2 separate regions of the Homo sapiens genome follow, and region 1 is linked to region 2. A link is a contact called in ENCODE Hi-C data. All regions are on one chromosome and are shown on one strand. The core of a region is the stretch at or near the end of the contact, and the rest is flanking DNA. Distances in the headings are between cores, read along the strand shown.

Evidence for each region. Hi-C counts contacts between places; a loop is a spot of excess contacts on that map. Pooled maps may share reads with other maps.
Region 1: a loop to region 2 is called in a pooled map, with 10 times the contacts of the local background. The contact joins the promoter of RSL1D1 here to the promoter of PARN in region 2. A Hi-C loop is called at or near these places in 9 of 50 pooled maps.

What each region holds. Positions count from the first base shown.
Region 1 is chr16:11,848,001-11,853,961 of GRCh38, reverse strand. It overlaps RSL1D1 (ribosomal L1 domain containing 1), which reads left to right and starts at 2,420. Exons shown (of 9, transcript NM_015659.3): 1 at 2,420-2,554; 2 at 3,544-3,683. The coding sequence starts at 2,450. RefSeq lists enhancers at 1,218-1,751, 1,752-2,286, 2,059-3,258 and a silencer at 2,304-2,490.
Region 2 is chr16:14,628,900-14,634,786 of GRCh38, reverse strand. PARN (poly(A)-specific ribonuclease) reads left to right here and starts at 4,527. Exons shown (of 24, transcript NM_002582.4): 1 at 4,527-4,680; 2 at 5,113-5,190. The coding sequence starts at 4,662. BFAR (bifunctional apoptosis regulator) reads right to left here and starts at 1,836. Exons shown (of 8, transcript NM_016561.3): 1 at 1,769-1,836. RefSeq lists enhancers at 1,254-1,823, 1,824-2,391, 3,991-4,513, 4,514-5,035, 5,036-5,559.

The DNA of each region.
Region 1 (5,961 bases), core at 1,171-3,670, 2.8 Mb after region 2:
GCAGTTCCAAACTGCAGTAAGCTATAGTCATGACACTACACTCCAACCTGAGTGACAGAGCCAGACTCCGTTTCTTAAAAAAAAAAAAAAAAAAAAAAAAAAAAAAGGCTGGGCACAGTGGCTCACACATGTAATCCCAGCATTTTGGGAGGCCAAGGTGGATCACCTGAGGTCAGGAGTTCCAGACCAGCCTGGCCAACATGGACAAACCCCGTCTCTACTAAAAATACAAAATTAACGCCGGGCGCGGTGGCTCAGGCCTGTAATCCCAGCACTTTGGGAGTCCGAGGCGGGCGCATCACGAGGGCAGAGGTCAGATCGAGACCATCCTGGCTAACACGGTGAAACCTTGTCTCTACTAAAAATACAAAAAAAAAAAATTAGCCGGGCGTGGTGGCGGGCGCCTGTAGTCCCAGCTACTCGGGAGGCTGAGGCAGGAGAATGGCGTGAACCCAGGAGGCGAAGCTTGCAGTGAGCCAAGATCGCGCCACTGCACTCCAGCCTGGGCGACAGAGCAAGACTCCGTCTCAAAAAAAAAAAAAAAAAAAATTAGCCAGGCATGGTGGTGCATACCCGTAATCTCAGCTACTGGGGAGGCTGAGGCAGGAGAATAGCTTGAGCTCAGGAGGCGGAGGTTGCGGTGGGCTGAGATCTCGCCATTGCACTCCAGCCTGGGCAACAAGAGCGAAACTCTGTCTCAAAAAAAAAAAAAAAAGTAGCCGGGCATGGTGGCGTCCGCCTGTAGTTTCAGCTACTCGGGAGGCTGAGACAGGAGAACTGCTTGAACCCGAAAGGGAGAGACTGCAGTGAGACAAGATCACTGCACTCCAGCCTGGGCGTCAGGGCAAGACTCCCTCTTTAAAAAAAAATTGGCCGTGGTGGTTCACGCCTATAATCCTAGCACTTTGGGAGGCCGAGGCAGGTGGATCATGAAGTCCAGGAGTTCAAGACCAGCCTGGCCAGGATGGTGAAACCCCATCTTTACTAAAAATACAAAAATTAGCCGGGCGTTGTGGCGCGTGCCTGTAATCCTAGTTACTCGGGAGGCTGAGGCAGAGAACTGCTTGAACCCGGGAAGCGAAGGATACAGTGAGCCCAGATCGTGCCACTGCACTCCAGCCTGTGCGACAGAGCGAGACTCCATTACAAAAAAAAAAAAAAAAAAAAGGAAAAAAATTAATTAAACCCATCCAACAAGAGAAAGGAGAAGTATCTCCTAAACATGCCTAGAACATCTCTGGAAGGTTCCAGGAGACACTGGTAAGGGTACCTCTGGGGAGGCGGGTGGAGTGGGAGGAAGACATTACAAAGCAAACCTGTCCTACCCAAGGGCCGCGTGCGGCCCTGGAGGCCAGGCTTTGAATACAGCCCAACACGAATTCGTAAACTTCCTTAAAGCATTACGAGATTTTTTTTAGATTTTTTTTTTAAAGCTCGTCGGCTATCATTAGTATTAGTTTTATATATGGGCCCAGGCAATTCTTCTTCCAGTGTGGCCCACGGAAGCCAAAAGATTGGACTCCCCTGTTCTAAGGTATTCCATTTGTCAGTTATCCAGCCTCCACTCCTAACCTGTTTGTTTAGCGACAAGGTCTCACTCTACTGCCTACGCTGGAGTGCAGTGGCGCGGATCAGAACTCACCGAGCCTCGAATTCCTCAAGATCCTCCATCCTCCGCCTCCCAAGTAGCCGGGACTACAGGCGCGCACCACCACGCCGGCTAATGTTTATAATTTTTGGAGAGACGGAGTCTCGTATATGCACGGACTGGTCTCCAACTCCTGGAATCCCTCCGCCTCGGCCTCCCAGAGCGCTGGGATTCCAGACGCCAGCCACGCGCACGACCAGCCACGCTTATTTGTACAGGATCTTACCTCCCGCCTCTCTGCGAGACCAGAAGCTCCTAAGAGACTGGCCCAGACTCATCTTTCGGTCCCTCATGCTGCTTAACGTGGCAGGTCGGGTGGCTCCGGGTGGCTCCCGTGCCTTATATTTCAGGGACTCCTCACCAGCCTGGGGTTGGCGTCGCCTAAAGTCAACGGGCAGGTGGGCAGTGGAGCCAGGATTCCGCGCTCTGCCCATGCCACGCGCGGCCTTCCCGGAGGCGGGGACCGTGGAGTGTGGAGGACCCCACTGGGCCTCCTGACGGGACTCTTCTCTCGCCTCAAGGCGCTTTCTTGATTTCTATCTAGTAAGAGTGAGAGGACACCCAAGCTACTCCCCACAGCTCATGGAAAGCTGGAGAAAAGCGGAAGAGCAGGTGCCTCCTCAAAGAAGGGATTCTGACAGCAGCCACTGCCCCGGAGAGCGAAACCCCACGCTCTCCCGGAAATGACGCACAGAGGCTCGGTTCCCGCCCCCTCGCTTCCGGGGCCGGGCTTGCTCGCGCGTGCGCACCAGAAGCCAGCAGTGGGGTTGCACACGCGCCTCTTCACGAGGTGGAAACAAGATGGAGGATTCGGCCTCGGCCTCGCTGTCTTCTGCAGCCGCTACTGGAACCTCCACCTCGACTCCAGCGGCCCCGACAGCACGGAAGCAGCTGGATAAAGAACAGGTGAGTGGTTCCTGGGGAGGGTGGCTTGGAAGCAGTGTGGCGGTTACCTCGTGAGGCGCAGGGTGCCGGAACCCGAGTGCGTGCTCGGCGGACTTCCCCGGGGCTGTGGGACGGTCGCTGGCGGGCCGTGTGCCTCAGCTGTCTCTCCCCTTTACACACGTGGGTGGGCGCCTGCTTTCCCTGGTCCTGCGGCCTGGCGCTAGTGAATTGGGTTGCAAGTGTGCTGTGGAGCTAGATGAGATAGACCTGGCGACCTGGCTTAGCTTCCCTATCATTAGCGCTTGACCGAATCGCTTAGTTTTGCAGGTCTGTTACCCGTTATTTAAAGTGGGCCCTTCGGCTCCCCGTTATCCAGGATCGGGAGAGGTAATGAGTGTAAAGCGCTTTGGCCTGGTACATGGTAAGAAGGTGCTCAGTAGGCCGGGCGCGGTGGCTCACGCCTGTAATCCCAGCACTTTTGGAGGCCGAGGCGGGTGGATCACCTGAGGTCAGGAGTTCGATACCAGCCTGGCCAACATGGTGAAACCCCGTCTCTACTAAAAATACAAAAATTAGGTGGGCGTGGTGGCGGGCGCCTGTAATCTCAGCTACTCGGGAAGCTGAGGCAGGAGAATTGCCAGGAGTTCTCAGTAAATGCTAAATGCATTTTGCTTTGCGTTTTTCCTGGGATTACTGCTTTCATCATTGAGGGCAGGAGGGGCACGTTTCCCTCTAGCCCAATCTCTTTAAGTAGAAGAGGTGCCCTTCTGCACACAGTACTGGAAGTGGGTACTTAGGCATGTTTGATGGATTCTTAGATTTCTGTGAATATAAACTGCAGGATCCTAATAGATACGGTTATGGAGGTTACCCCTTGAAATAGAAGTTGGAAGGGAAAAAATAGAAGGTGTGGGAGGGGGCAAATGCTAAATTAGATTGAGAACATTTCATTTATTTGTGTAAGTTATTGTGAAAACATTTCACTTATTTGTCTAATTTCCACTTTGCAGGTTAGAAAGGCAGTGGACGCTCTCTTGACGCATTGCAAGTCCAGGAAAAACAATTATGGGTTGCTTTTGAATGAGAATGAAAGTTTATTTTTAATGGTGGTATTATGGAAAATTCCAAGTAAAGAACTGAGGGTCAGATTGTAAGTTGTGATTTTCTACCTTTGCTGTTTTTATCTGTGTGTTTATTCTTTGTAACTCGAACAATTGCATCATGGTTACTAATGGAAACTTTGCAAACTTATAATAAAAATCTGACGTGAAGTAAAACAACTATGTCCAAAAGAACCATAGAGGCTTGATGTGGTGGCTCACACCTGTAATCCCAGCACTTTGGGAGGCCGAGGTGGACGGATCACCTGAGGTCGGGAGTTCAAAACCAGCCTGGCCAACATGGTAAAACCCTGTCTCTCCAAAAATACAAAAATTAGCCAGGCATGATGGCGGGTGCCTGTAATCTCAGCTACTCGGGAGGCTGAGGCAGGAGAGTGGCAGTGAGCGGAGATGTCTCCATTGCACTCCAGCCTAGGCGACAGAGCAAGACTCTGTCTCAAAAAAATAAAAAATAATAAAAAATAAAAGAACCGTAGAAATTCAGATGTGCTAAAATTTTCTAGAAATTTCACCAGTTTTCTTAGAGCTTGGTGGACAGCTAACGTAATCAGGTCTGTTGAATCGAAAACGTGGTGTTCGAAAGAATAAAGGTGGAATAAGTTAAACAGCTTTATTTTATTTTATTTTTTTATTAGAAACTGTTATCTTTCCATGTCAAGCAAAAATTCTTTGGGGCTACAATTTATTCCTTTGTACAGAGACTATTAAAAACTGCAGTGAATTTCTGTCTATGGAAAAGAAATCCATGGTGATTATACAGAATGCTTCTTCAGAACATAGGTTGTAAGCATAAGAAATGAGTTAAACCCTTGTATTTTATTTTCTGTAAGATGTGGCATAATTGTGTTTGCTGGTCCCTCTTGGTTTAGTCCATGTTTTTGGTTTCGATTCTTTTATCTCTCCTTTTTTTTTTTTTTTTAAGAGACGAGATCTTGCGCTGTTGCCCAGCTGGAGTACAATAGTGAGATCTGTGTTCACTGCAACCTCAACCTCCCTGACCTGACTCAAGTGATCCTCCCACCTCAGCCTTCCAAGTAGCTGGGACTACAGGTGCACACCACCATGCCTAGCTAATTTTGAAATCTTTGTGGAGATGAGGTTTCACTGTGTTCTCCAGGCTGGTCTCGAACTCAGGCTCAAGCAGTCCTCCCTCTCAGTCTCCCAAAGTGTTGGGATTACAGGCATGAGCCTCCATGCCTGGGCTGTTTCAATTCTTAAAAGTTATGTTATGCTGGGCATGGTGACTCATCCCTGTAATCTCAGCACTTTGGGAGGTGAGGTGGGTGGATCATTTGAGGCCTGGGAGTTTGAGATCATCCTGACCCAACATGGCGAAATCCCATGTCTCCTAAAAATACAAAAATTAGCCAGACATGATGGTGGGCGTCTGTAATCCCAGCTGTTTGGGAGGCTGAAGTGCAAGAATCATTTGAACCCAGGAGGCAGAGGTTGCAGAGACTCCAGCCTGGGCGACAGTGAGACTCCCATCTCAAAAAAAAAAAAAAAAGTTATGTTGGCTGAGTGTGGTGGCTCACACTGTAATCTCAGCAGTTTGGGAGGCTGAGGCAGGTGGATTGCTTGAGCCCACAAATTCAAGACCAGCCCAGGCTATGTGGCGAAACCCTGTCTCTACGAAAAATACAAAAATTAGCTGGGCCTACACCCAACTGGTACGTGCCTGGAGTCTCAGCTATGCTGGAGGCTATCGTGAGCTATGATCACACCACTGCACTGCAGCCTTGGGTACTGAGCAAAACCCTGTCTCAAAAAAAGGAAAAGAAGAAAGAGTTATTATGTTTATGGAGCTAAGAGTTTTAAAGAAGGTAAAATTCTGAACCAGGCTTGTCCTGATTAAGCTAGGTTTTTATAGCGCATTACAGTACGTGTGCACATACAGCAACATATGTATAATAATTATATATGCAAGCATTTGGAAGTCTTTAAGTATATTTTAATTCTTGTTGTATCCCAAGTGTTAATTGATATTTGGGCCTGTGTGTTTTTGTGATTTACTTGCCATTGAAAGTGAGTTTTGTTTTTTGTTTTTGTGTTTTGAGACGGAGTTTGCCTCTTGTTACCCAGGCTGGAGTCCAGTGGTGCGATCTTGGCTCACTGCAACCTCCACCTTCCGGGTTGAAGCGATTATCCTGCCTCAGACTCTCAAGTAGCTGGGATTACAGGCACCTACCACCGTGCCTGGCTAATTTTTTATAATTTTAGTAGAAACAGGGTTTCACCATGTTGGCCAGGCTGGTCTTGAACTCCTGACCTCAGGTGATCCATCTGCCTTGGCCTCCCTAAAGTGTG
Region 2 (5,887 bases), core at 3,278-5,777:
TCTGGGTTCCAAATCGCGTCACGATTTATTCTTCCTAAACTTCCTATTTCCCACTGATCCGTCTAGGATAATCATGTCAACTTCGAAGGGCTGTTGGGAGGTTTACTTTAAAAAAATTTTTTTAAGAGACAGCGTCTCCCTATGTTGCCTAGGTTGGTCTGGTCTCCTGGGCTCAAGGGATACTCCCACTTCTGCCTCCCAAACTGCTGGGATTACAGGCGTGAGCTGCGGAGCCCCGCCCTGCTGTGAGGTTTAGATGACAAACTATCTACAGGTACTCAAAGTTTGCTGTGTGGGGCTGATCGGCATTATTAACAGAATTATCAATAGCAGCATTTATTGAGTGATGGCTACCTACTTAGTGGCACTGCCAAACGCTGGAACCAAAAAGCAAACAAAAAGAACTGCCCTGGAGAAATACAATGTCTCCATCAAGTTTATGGATATAGGGAAATGCAGAGCACACCTGTCAGGATACACCCAGGCTGGATGTTGAGAAAACAGCAGCGACAAGAACAAACAAAACAACCCCATCAGCACGTGCAGTCCCTGCCGGCTCGGGGGTGTGTCCTGGGAAGAGAGTAAAGCTCTTTCCTATTGGCGATTTGGAGCATGACATCAAGACCACCCCCCTTGCAAAGGACCGACCAATGGGCTTCGGCGGGGAGGACCCAATGGCGACAGTTGAGGGCTTAACAGCGTCTAGGCTCTCACTCTGTTTTCCGCGGAAGCTGGGATGCTGCCTCCTGCCCCTCCAAAGGTCCCCGTTTAGACACAACCTGACTCTCATCTGTCGCCCCCTCCCGCCGGCTTTTTTAATAAAAGACAATTCTCGGCCGGGCGCGGTGGCTCACGCCTGTAATCTCCCCACTTTGGGAGGCCGAGGCGAGTGGGTCACTTGAGGCCAGGAGTTCGAGAACAGTCTGACCAACATGGTGAAACCCCGTCTCTACTAAAAATACAAAAATCAGCCGGGCGTGGTTACGCGGGCCCGTAATCCCAGCTACTCAGAAGGCTGAGGCAAGAGAATCGCTTGAACCTGGGAGGCGGAGGTTGCAGTGAGCCGAGATTGCTCCACCGCACTCCAGCCTGGGCGGCAGGGCAAGACTCCGTCTCTAAAAAGAAAAAAAAGAAAATTCTCTTTTGCCTAAGTTATTTCCGAGCCGCAAGTCGCAGAATCAGAAGAGCCGAGTTCTTGCCTGGCCCCAGTGTGACTTTGGGATTTCACTTTCTCCCTTCTGCGCTTCGGTCACCCTACTTTAAAGAATGGGCACAATCGCTCCGCCTTAGGCCAGGAACGTGCCTCGACAATTAGACCGTAAACTCAGCGTGGCGACTATCAGAAGCCTCATCAATTCTGGTCCGGCTGTTGCAGGGTGTGGCAAGCGCTCCTGGCGGGCAGGCGCCCCGTGGTTCCCCTCCAAGGTGTTTGGAAGCGACCCCTCCTCCTTCCCGCCCTAGGGAGCCCCAGGAGGGAGTGGCTCTGACCCTGACCCCCGAAAGGACGCAGGCGAGGCCCAGCGACCGGCTGTGCGGACGTGGGGCTCTCGGGAAGGGATAGCGCAGTTGGCCAAGCTGGGGTCCGAACCCCGCGGCCAGGAGTGGGGATGCTCAGGACTCGGGCCTGCGTGAGGAGAGGCCCCGCGCGCCTCCTACGACCCGGCTGGGGAGGCTCCGCAGAAGGGATTCCCGCTCCGTCTTCCACATCACTCCCCGATATCAAGCCCGAGTCGCCCCCTCAGCACCCCCCAGCCGTGTCGCGGCTTACCATTCCACTCGTCCCGGGCCAACCGGGCCATTATTCTCAGCACAGACCCCGCGGGAGCAGAGGAAGAGGGAGAGGCTTCGCTACCGGAAGTAACAAGACAGAGTGGGGGAAGCGTGCCCCGGCCCCGTGACCATAGAGGAGAGGCCGCTCTCCTTTCACAACCCCCCTCAACCCCGCGACCTCCCCGCTGCCTAGAGCGGCCACTCCCAGCCGGAGGAAGTGGGCGCATGCGTAATACCGCCGGTCCCGCCCCTTCCTCTTCACCCAGAGACCGAGTACCCGGGCTCGGCAGTCACAGCCCAAGGGGTGACGGGTGTGTGTCAGTTTCCGCTCCTCCTGGGCGGCTGTTCTTGTATCCGGAGGATACAAGCTTTGCCTAGAAATTAAAATATTACAAGGCCGCACCGTACTCTCTACAGTTATTTTTTGCCTTCACATTTTATGTAGAAAATCACAGGACTATACGTTCAATTTACGGTGTTAAGAATCGGAATTAAATGACTTTTATTTCTATTAAAATATTTTTTTTTTCGTAGAGATGGGGTCTCGCTGCGTTTTCCAGGCTGATCTTGAACATATGGCGTCAAGGGATCCTCCTGCCTCAGCCTTACAAAGTGCTGCGATTACAGGCGTGAGCCACCTCGTACAGCTTGAAATGGTTTTCTTATCACCACGTTTCGCCCCTTCCCAGCGTCTAGGTCACAGCGTCTAGAACTTATGCTGATTATTTGGTTTTGTTTTGTTGTTGTTGTTTGTTTTTGAGACAGAGTCTCACTCTCACCCGCCAGGCTGGCGTACAGTGGCACGATCTTGGCTCACTGCAACCTCCGCCTCCCGGGTTCAAGCGATTATCCCACCTCAGCCTCGTGAATAGTTGGGACTACGGGCGTGCACAACCACGCCTGGCTCATTTTAAAATTTCATTTTATTTTTATGGAGACAGGGTCTCGCTCTTTTCCCCAGGCTGGTCTGGAACTCCTGGGTTCAGGCGATTCTCCTGCCTCAGCCCCCGAAAACGCTGGGATTACAGGTGTGAGTCATGGCGCCAGGCCCCCATTAAACAGTTATTTATACAGATTTATTAATACGCTGCTTCCCAGTTCACATTCATTAGCACCACTGAGCCTCAATACAATCCCAGGAAATTGAGGTTTAGGAAGGTTTAATGCATTCCAGAACTAATAAGTGGCTGAGATAGATTTTGAAAATAGGTCTTCTAATCAACTTTCCTTTTGTTCGTTTGTTTGTTTTGGAGACGGAGTCTCGCTCTGTCGCCCAGGTTGGAGTGCAGTGGCACAATCTTGGCTCACTGCAACCTCCGCCTCCCGGGTTCAAGCAGTTCTCCTGCCTCAGCCTCCCGAGTAGCTGGGACTACAGGGGTGCGCCACCACGCCAGGCTAATTCTTTGTATTTTAGTAGAGATGGGGTTTCACCGTGTTGCCCAGGCTGGTCTCGAGCTCCTGGCCTCAAGCAATCCGCCTGCCTCGGCCTCCCAAAGTGCCAGGATCACAGGCGTGAGCCATCGCATCCGGCACTAACCAACTTTTCATAGTTGGCTTTTGTGAAAGACCAACCTGAATGTATTCATTCAACCCATGCTTATTGAGTGTCTACTACGTGTCAGCCCAGTGCTAGGCATTGGAGAACAGCAACCCCAAACCAACATACAATTCCATTAGGGCCGGGCCTCATATGTTGCACTCGACATAGTATTCCCAGAGGCTAATGCAGTAGCTAAGGGTCTCAGCTTTGCTTTCCGTGATCACCTAAGTAACAACCCCTATTATTCTTTTAATTTAATTTAATTTTTTTTTTGAAAACAAGTCTCGTTCTGTCACCCAGGCTGGAGTGCAGTGGCGTGATCTCGGTTCACAGCAACCTCCGCCTCCCAGGTTCAAGAGATTCTCCTGCCTCAGCTTCCCGAATAGCTGGGATTACAGGCGCGCACCACTGCACCCGGCTAATTTTTTGTATTTTTAATAGAGACAGGGTTTCACCATGTTGGCCAGGCTGCTCTTGAACTTCTGACCTCAGGTAATCCGCCCGCTTCTGCCTCCCAAATCGCTAGGATTACAGGCATGAGTCACCAAGCCCAGCCAATTTTTATATTTTTAGTAGAGACAGGGTTTCACTATGTTGGCCAGGCTGGTCTCGAACTCCTGATCTCGTGATCCGCCCGCCTCGGCCTTCCAAAGTGCTGGGATTACAGGCATAAGCCACCGGGTCCGGCCTAATTTTATTTTTTTAAGAGACAGGTCTCACTATGCTGTCCAGGCTGGTCTCGAACTCTTCAGTTCAACGGATCCTCCCGCCTCGGGTTCCCAAAGTGTTAGGCTTACAGGCGTGAGCCACCGCACCCGGATCCCATTATTCTCTATTACATCGCCCCGCTCTTTTTCTTAATAGCGATTTTCATGTGTTACCAAATGGCAAGTTTCACTCCTGCCTGAATTTCCCCTTACCCCAAGTTTAAGCTACAATGGGGCAGGGAGCACGTCTTCCTGTTCATCACTGTATCTCCACCCCTGTAAGAGTGGCTAGCATATCACAGAAACCCAGTCAGTATTTCCTGGTCGACTGGATGTCGAGACATGCACATTTTTTCTACTGAAGTGAAAGCCCGCACAAATTAGGCCACGCCTTGGGGACTTCGATAGCCACGCCCCTCCCCTGTCCCTATAAGGAGGGAAAGGAGCCCAGCCTTGGCCCCGCCCCCGCCGCCGCGCAGGCGCTGACGCAAGCGCAGCAGGCGCGCGCTGTTTCCGGAAGTCGCGGCCGGCGTCACCGCTGCGGCTGCCTCAGCTACTGCCGCAGTCGCCGCGGAATTCGGCGAGTAGAACCGCTGAGGCGGGCGCGGGCCCGGGTGGGGCCAAGGTTCCGGCCACTCTGCAGAATGGAGATAATCAGGAGCAGTGCGTGTCCGCCGTACACCTCCCCGCCTCCCCACACCCGGCTGCCCCTGGCCTGCTAGGCCGAGACCATGGCCGGCGTGTTTGGCTGGGCCTGGGGCTGAGGCAGCCCCTCAGGGCTTTTCCCTCCTTAAGCCGGTGCGCCTCTTGGGGTCTTTTCCGGCTGCGGACCGTGCACCCTAGGAGCCTTGTACTTACTCCTCCAACCCCGGCACCATCCGGGGCCTTGTCCTTCTCCGGGCCGGGCACCCCCCGGGGCTTGTCCCCCCTGACCCATGCACCCCTCGAGGACTTGATTCCCCTCGCCCCGGTGCACACCTCCGGGACTTTTCCCCTTCCGGCTCTCAGCCTCGGGAGCTCCTCGGCCCTCCTTCCCTCTCCCCTTAGCAGGAATTCAGGCCACTGGTTCTGAGCCTCTTTTCGGTTTCTCCGCAGATTTTAAGAGTAATCTTCACAAAGTGTACCAGGCCATAGAGGAGGCCGACTTCTTCGCCATCGATGGGGAGTTTTCAGGTATCCCTCCCTTGCAAGCTCAGGCTAGCACTTTGCAGTGCATAGCCAAGGCTCCTTCAATCCCCCAGCCCCCAACTTCTTATGCTTGGTGGTGGCCTCTTGCTGTTAGTAGCCTTGGGCGGGTTTCACAGGTCTCAGTGTTACCCTTTAAACGTTTCAAAAGCACGAAAGAAATGAAGATACGCCGTAGGTTTGTGATTGGACTCAGGATCTCAGATAGAGATGATGGTTTTGATGCTGCTTAAAACAGTGCGGCGTGTACATTGCAGAGAGCTTGAGGATTAGGGTCAGACTGTTTTTTTTCTTGATTGTAAAATAGGTATAACATGAAATTTGCCATTTTAAGTGGCTTTACAGTTAAGTGGCATTAAGTACATTCACATTGCTGTGCAAACATCACCATCCATCTCTAGGACTTCTTCATCTTCACAGTCTGAAACTCTTTACACATTAAACTCCCCATTTCTCCTTTCGCCCAGCCTTTAGCAACCGCCATTTGTCTCTGAATTTGACTGCCCTTAACATCTCATATAAGTGGAATCTTACAATATTTGCCCTTTTGTGACCGGCTAGGGTCAGGTTTTTGCAGATAAATGAGATATTTCTTTATGCATTAGTGGACGTGTTCATTGCCTGCCTCAACAGGTGTGTATACAGGAAATACTTCACTGACACTTAAAGTTGCAAATTTTTTTTC